Regions from separate parts of the Homo sapiens genome. Here regions 1 and 3 are each linked to region 2. A link is a loop called in an ENCODE intact Hi-C map of the cell type or tissue named here. Cell type or tissue: gastrocnemius medialis. All regions are shown on one strand. Region 1 overlaps ATG7 (autophagy related 7). Region 2 overlaps ATG7 (autophagy related 7). Region 3 overlaps ATG7 (autophagy related 7).

Evidence for each region. A loop is a pair of places that touch in the nucleus more often than their neighbours do. Peaks named below come from ENCODE experiments on the same cell type or tissue, not always from the same donor. Only the 100,000 strongest peaks of a DNase experiment are listed, where the experiment ranks them.
Region 1: a loop joins it to region 2, with 4 times the contacts of the local background. A loop is called at or near these places in 10 of 110 quality-filtered maps.
Region 3: a loop joins it to region 2, with 6 times the contacts of the local background. A loop is called at or near these places in 10 of 110 quality-filtered maps.

What each region holds. Positions count from the first base shown.
Region 1 is chr3:11,508,284-11,510,783 of GRCh38, reverse strand. The region is part of intron 20 of ATG7 (autophagy related 7); the gene reads right to left. Among named protein-coding and RNA genes, the nearest start is that of VGLL4, 130 kb to the left of the region's middle. In gastrocnemius medialis, a CTCF peak has its summit at 1,510; DNase peaks (open chromatin) are centred at 602, 858 and 1,503; H3K4me3 peaks cover 539 bases; H3K27ac peaks cover 2,500 bases.
Region 2 is chr3:11,378,407-11,380,906 of GRCh38, reverse strand. It overlaps ATG7 (autophagy related 7), which reads right to left. Exons shown (of 21, transcript NM_001349232.2): 19 at 855-935. Among named protein-coding and RNA genes, the nearest start is that of ATG7, 110 kb to the right of the region's middle. In gastrocnemius medialis, a CTCF peak has its summit at 1,500; no DNase peak of the experiment used is centred here; H3K4me3 peaks cover 552 bases; H3K27ac peaks cover 2,098 bases.
Region 3 is chr3:11,467,102-11,469,601 of GRCh38, reverse strand. The region is part of intron 20 of ATG7 (autophagy related 7); the gene reads right to left. Among named protein-coding and RNA genes, the nearest start is that of VGLL4, 180 kb to the left of the region's middle. In gastrocnemius medialis, no CTCF peak of the experiment used is centred here; a DNase peak (open chromatin) is centred at 1,531; H3K27ac peaks cover 2,133 bases.

The DNA.
Region 1 (2,500 bases), 130 kb before region 2:
ATTCTACCCCAAGCCTGGAAGTCTGACTGCCAAGAACAGTATGGCCAAAAACACTAGGTGAAAAAGAAAACAGAATCCATTTTTGTTTCATGTTGAGAATGTGCTGTTTTGCAGCATGAAGCCCTGGGAAGAGGATGTAAAGAAAGGACAGTCCTCCAAGGCGAGCCTCTCCCAGCTGACAGCCTGCTTTTACTGTGCTGGATGTGGGCGGCGAGTTGCACAAAGAGCGAGGGGACAGCTTTGGAGATGGGGGGTTGAGGGGGTCAGGACATCCTCCCTGAAGGCCTGACCAGACAAGGCAGCATCTGTATCACTGGGATGGGGGAGGGGGTGGGGAGAAAGAAGACCTCGAATGAGGCCCTTTGGTTCAGTAGCAGTAACTCAGATTTTTTTTTTTTTTTAAACTGGGGCAGGGACAAACTTACAAAGACAAATAAGAGGTAATAACACAAATTATACATTCAAGTATGAATGCAAGGAATTGTTCTGCTTGAGAGCTGGTAGAGATCTATTTCAGGACAGGCAGCCGACTCCTGAGTGCAGGTGGCCTGATGGGCGGGGAAGGTGCCATTCTTGGGCCGGATGAAAGAAAGATGATCCTGAAAGGGGGTAAAGATATATGATTTCAGGCAACTCTGTGTCAGGCACGTACCTTCCTTCTAATTTCTGCAGACACCAGCTGGCTGGGGGAGGGGCAGAAGATGGGCGGGCAGAATAAAGAAAGGATCTCCCTAGTCTTGGAGGAAAACAGGGGAAGCCAGAGGGAGGAAGTTGTTCTGGGTTCAAAGAAATCAACTTAGAAAGCTTCCCTGATAAAAATAGCCATTGGCAAATCCTAGTCTATTTATATCACCCATCCAAGATCACTATCAGGATCCTGGGCTGAATCACAAGACCCAGTAAATAAGTATGGAGCGCTGGCTGCCTGATTTATGGGAAGATATTTAAACACCACTGGAGCAACTGAGTCAGGGAAAATTTGAGTGCTGGCACCAAACGGTACATTTACAAGTGGCTCTCACTTTACAGAAATAGATAGGTTCCTGAAAAGTTGGCTATAAAATGAATTCAATTAACAGAATCATATTTTCCTAGTGAATCACATCTTAAAATTAGAGATAGATTGGGGGAGGGGTGGCCAAAAAAAACCAACCACACCAAACAACTGTGCCTCTGAGACTAAATAAAAATCACTCTTCATTCAGCAAACTCTAAAACGTCACTTACTTAAAAGGCCATTATAAACGCTCATAAAATACAAACAATTTGTCAGCAAACATGTCTATGTCTGTGACATACAAGGAGTTGCACCAGGCTTTGTGGAGGCTTATAAGACACAAGTGGCTGGCCATCAGGAGCTCACAATTTGGCACTTAAAAAAAAAAAAAACCACACTGAAATTCATGTTGCATCAGAAAAAAAACAGCTCCCTGGATGTAGACAAATGTGCATGCATGAGGGCCTGCCTGGCCCTTTAAGTGTTATCTGGGCCGGGAACAGCTCGGCTCCCTCCTGCCGGCAGCAGCCAACCAAGTTGGCCTCTAAGTACTGCTTTTCAAACTCTATGTTTATAAGCTAAAAGCTGTTGGCCATGTGGCGCTGCGTCATAATTGCTTATTTATTTAACTAACTTGGAAAGAAAAAAAACCAACCCATGACCTGGGTGTTTTAATAAAATAAGAAGAGTTAAGGTACTTAAAGCTCTCTGAAAAGTTAAAGGCCTGCACAACCCAAGGGGGTTGTTATTTTAAAGTTTAAAGGGCATTTGCTCAAGGGATCTGTTTGTTTGGAAAAAGTCTGTCTCCTTCTACTTATGCTCTCTTGCACATAGAATATTGGTCATTGGTAACAGGAGCAGAGATCTAATTTGTTATTAATTTGTTATTAGTTTTGTAAGTGCAGATCACGTTGTACCGAGTTTGCTTTAAGCAAGAGACAAACACACTTCAGAAGCCAACACTTGTGAAGTGTTGGCTCTGTCAGCAACTACAGGCACAGAACTGAGGATTATTAGTTCAAAATAGGCTACATAGGGCTGTGCATGGTAGCTGACACCTGTAATCTCAGCGCTTTGGGAAAGCAAGATAGGAGGATCACTTGAGCCCAAGAGTTGGAGACCAGCCTGGGCAAGATGGTGAGACACTGTCTCTATTACAAGAAAATAATAATAATATTAGCAGGCATGGTGGTACACCAGCTACTTCGGAAGCTGAAGCAGGAGGATCACCTGAGCCCAGGAATTTGTGGTAGGCAGTGAGCTATGATCAGGCCACTGCATTCCAGCCTGGGCCACAGAGCAAGACTCTGTCTCTTATTTAAAAAATAAAGCTATATCCCTTAGACCAAGCTTGTCTAACGCATGTGGCCCAGGATGGCTTTGAATGCAGCCCAACACAAATTTGTAAACTTTCTTAAAACAGTATGAATTTTTTCTTTTTTTTTTTTTTTAAGCTCATCAGCTATCGTTAGTGTATTTTATGTGCGGCCCAAGGTAATTATT
Region 2 (2,500 bases):
CATCCCTAGAATTCTCTTTCTTCCACAGTGGCAGACAGACGAAGGCTACACGAAAAATAGTTCCAAATTGTAACTGAGAAGCCACAGTTGGGGATTAGTGGTCACCAACATTATTTTGTATAGCACTTCAACATGAAAATCTTTACTTATCAGCAATCATGAGCCTTAAAAGCCCAGGTCAAGTCGCTGGGCAGCAGAAGGCTGAAAGGAACACTTGAAAGGAAATCAGCTATCACATACAGTGTGCATGTAAAAATCACTCAGATGGTATCCGAAAGCCTATTAAAACACGAGATGCCATCACTGTAGTTTTGAGATATATCAGCCGTTTCACATTACGATGGCTAACATACCAGCTCTATTTTTAGAGCTTCTGGAAAGATCAAAGCTGAAGGGGCCCTTTTAGTGGCTCCCCATCCAGGCCCCTAATCTCTGTTTACTTTTTCTTTGTAATTATGTGGATCTGCAGAAGATGCATAGCCAGGGCCGCCTCACCCTCAGAGTAACGCTTTAAAAAATTGCTCTATGAGGGTCCTGGCTAGGAGGGAACCCTCTGGGGAGGAACAAAGAGCAGTAAAGTTCAAATTCAAGACAAAATTAGCATGATGCAAGTATTGATACAGAGTTGAAATATTTTAACTCAGTCTCCCTACACATTTTCTCAGGCTGGTTTTAAACCACTGTGAGAATGAATACAGATCCATGAAAACAAAGTCCTTTCTGAGGGTTTAGACCCCACCCTTCCCCCACAAAAAGCCCTTAGTTGGTTTCAAGGGCTCCAGCTGGTGAGGCTGCGGTCAAATGCTGACCCGCTCACTTTTAAAAACAAGTCCCTCCAATACAAAATGACTTACTTTGGAAGAACAAGCTGTACATTTGTCAAATGCCAGGCTGACGGGAAGGACATTATCAAACCGTGAAAGAAATCCCCGGATCTAAAAACAAACAAAACAAAACAATTCACATCAAACACACAACGACCACATCTATGAAATGCACGTCTGGTTTCTGACAACAAGTAGGAAATGATTAATATGGCGGCCCGGAAAGAGATTATGAGCAAAAATAAGTTCGAAATGAGTATTTTCCCTTGTAACGTAATCAGTTTGCAGAAGAACTATATTAGGTCCTTTATTCCATTAGGAGCCAGGGCTTACAAGCTTTTCAAATATTTCTGACCTAAAAACAAACTGACTCTAAAATACAAAAAGCAAGCTGTAGTATCTAAAGTATTTTTTAACAAATGTCTTCCAAAATGTTGAACAGGTCCACTGGTATACTCAACTCTTAAGCTCCCACATGTGTTCTAGTGAATATGGGGTAAATACACATTTCTATGACATGATTTTGGGTGGGGTCTCACAAGGAAAGATGGCTTGGGGGACTGTGGAAGGCCGAAATGGCCCTAGACATATATCCAGTTATTTGCTTGATTTGGAACAGATAGAGATAAAATGTAAAACATCATCAGATTTATGGGGAAACAGCACCACCTTGAGCATAAAATTCTGGACTACAACTGAGTTACATTTCCAGAGTATCAGCTATAATCAGGTTTCACAAACTATAACTGAAGTAATTTATTCAGAACATTATACCTGTATATACTATACTTACACCAAAGGGGGAGCTTTAAGCTGTTCTATATATCATAAAAATATGAATGGTAACATCTCTAAACTCTCCATAGGACTCAACGTTTATAATAAACCAGACAACACAAATATTATGAATTAATTTATTTGACCTTTCAAATTCCCCATTTTATGTTGAAAAACCTCAGGCTCAGGAAGAATGGCAACTTGGCTCAGGTAAACAGTAAGTAATGGAGCCAAGACTCAAAAATGGACCTCCTGATGTGAACCTGCCCCCGGCCTGAGCTTCTCTGCTTCCCTCCCTCTCAGAATACCACAGCGTTTGTCTTCAACACTAGGTCTTCTCACAACTTTAACACTCTCACTTGAACAGAACAGAAGACCCGATCCACCACCGTTTAGCCATCCTATTAACACCATGCCCTCTCCCTCAAATCCCCCACCCCCCGAAAAACAAACAATTTGACAAACTATTTAAAGAAAAAGGCTTCTTTTGAGTTTTGGATAACTCCATCCTGATGCTCACACTGTAACAGTGTTAACTGTTTGTGCATACTTCTCTCTGGAAAAAAATCAAACCTGGAAAAACATGCCTACAGCAATTTTTTTTTTTTTTTTTTTTTTTTGGAGATGGAGTCTCACTCTGTCGCCCAGGCTGGAGTACAGTGGTGTGATCTCAGCTCACCGCAACCTCTGCCTCCTGGGTTCAAGTGATTCTCCTGCCTCAGCCTCCCGAGTAGCTGGAATTACAGGCGCCCACCACCACACCCAGCTAAGTTTTTTCTATTTTTAGTAGAGATGGGGTTTTGCCATGTTGTCCAGGCTGATCTTGAACTCCTGGCCTCAGGTGACCTGCCTGCCTCAGCCTCCCAAAGTGCTGGGGTTACGGGCGTGAGCCACCGCGC
Region 3 (2,500 bases), 89 kb before region 2:
CTCCCATCCTATACTTCCTCAGGTGAAAGGCCAAGTGTATCATCACTCCTTTAAGAGTATGGAGATGAACATTTTGTCACAGAGGAAAGAAAATCAGTGGACTAATAGGTAGGTTTGTTGGTGGCATGATTTTATTTTACTTTTTTTTTTTTGAGGTGGAGTTTTGCTCTTGTTGCCCAGGCCGGAGTGCAGTGGCACGATCTCAGCTCACCGCAACCTCCACCTCCCGGGTTCAAGCAATTATCCTGCCTCAGCCCCCCAAGTAGCTGGGATCACAGGCATGCGCCACTACGCCTGGCTAATTTTGTATTCTTAGTAGAGATGGGGTTTCTCCATGTTGGTCAGGCTGGTCTTGAACTCCCGACCTTAGGTGATCCACCTGCCTCGGCCTCCCAAAGTGCTGGGATTACAGGCATGAGCCACTGCACCCGGCCTTATTTTACTCTTAAAGCCAGATCTATAGCTATATTTTGTTCACAGAATTGCCTGCTACCCTCTTCAACCATCTCATCTTCTGTTGACAGGTCAGGACTTGATTCACAATGGGCCTAGCTTAATTGTGTAAATAAGCAAACTCAAGAAGAGATGAGAGAGCCATCATGCAACAACCCAACAAGATTGGGCAGCTGTGCACCGCTTCAGCTTTTCCATCCTCAATCTGCCCACACACAGCCTGGAGGGCCAGAGGGGCAAATGTGCAGTCTACAAACATTACAAAAATACATTAGGTCCACTCAGGGTCATGGTTCCAAATCTATTTTAGACCAAAGATGGTATCTGTTGAGAGTCTGATGAAACCGAGCCTCCCTGGCTGCCCATAATACACACACGTAACATTTTGCGTACAGTCCCTGGGCATTCAGGAAGCATCCCCATCCCAAGCCCACCTGTGGTCCCACAGGCATTTAGAGGAACAGGTCACAGGGCTTGAAAGAATGAAGTAGTGGGGGATCAAGAGTTCCTCTTTCTAGGGCTGTGTTTTCTCCATGACACAGTTCATAGCATGAACGTCCCTCTCTGTGGGGATCGAGAGGGCTAATGAATGATGTGAAATCCAGAGCCCAAACACTGACCTGTCAGCTTGTCCTCAGTGGCCCAGTGCCTAAGTCCCAGCAGCTGTGGAAAACTTCAGAATCTTATGACTTCCAAGGTGGTAAGTAAATAAAAGTCAGAGGATGGACTGGGGACATGGAGTGGGGAGGAGGATAGGCGAGGCATGATCCAGGCCTTGGAAAAAGCCATCAGTTCTTCCAGGGAAGTGGCGGGCTGGCCTGTGCTCTCCCACTAGCTCCACTTACCCCTTCCATTCTCATTCTTCACTTACGCAGAGACTGCAGATTCCTCGGGTGATTGGTACCAAAATCCAAATGGTAAAAATAATTTGCTAAATACCTTCCTAGACAAATTGAAATCCAAGACCTTTCTGAGCTGTGTCCAGCCATACCTCAAAGGGCGAGCAGGGATGAAAGTCACGCTCTTCTATAGCTGAATTTCTGACTCAGACTTCTGCCTGTCAACCTTCTGATGTCACAAGTCAAACTGTGCCATCAAAGGCTGAGTAAGCATCTTTTGGAAATAGAAACTCAACTGTAAGAACACCAGTATTTCCAAACGCAAAACAACTCTGCCCAGTTTCCAAGTCAGCTACTGTATATAAATTTAGCCATGACACTGGGGGAGGAATTCTTTCTAATTCTGTATTATTTTGGCAAAAAAATTCAAAGGTAAAAATATTAAGTAACAATAATGTACCAGTTACTTTGTTAGGCAAGACATATAAAGCAGTAAATAAGACATATAATGTCTTTGCCTTTATGGGGATTATATTTGAGTGGGGCTGGGGTGGTAGACAGAACACAAATAAATAATAATGCCAAACGGTGATAAGTCCCACATAGGAAACAGGACAAAGGAATAAAAAAATAGGGCCAGGCGCATTGGCTCACGCCTGTAATCCCAGCACTCTGGGAGGCCAAGGCAGGTGGATTACCTGAGGTCAGGAGTTCAAGACCAGCCTGGCGAACATGGTGAAACCCCGCCTCTACTAAAAATACAAAAATTAGTCAGGCACGATGGTGGATGCCTATAATCCAGCTACTCGGGAGGCTGAGGCAGAAGAATCGCTTGAAGCTGGGGGGCGGAGGTTGCAGTAAGCCGAGATCGCACCATTGCACTGCAGCCTGGGCGACACAGGGAGACTCCATCTCAAAACAAAACGAAACAAAACAAATTACGGTTGAGGTAATATTTTATGTCCATTTTACGGATTAGGAAAATGAGAACAACAGGTTAGGTGAGTTGTTCAAAGACTTCCCAGCTAATAAGTAGTGAATTTAAACTCAGGTTGGTCTGACTCCAGAGTTGTTACTAACCACTGCCCCATGCTATCTCTTTGGCTTCCTGAGAAACCAAAGAATCTGCAGAAGTGATAGGGTTAAGAAGCCATCAGTTTTTTTTGTTTGTTTTTGTTTTTTTCTGAGATGGGGTTTCACTCTTGTTG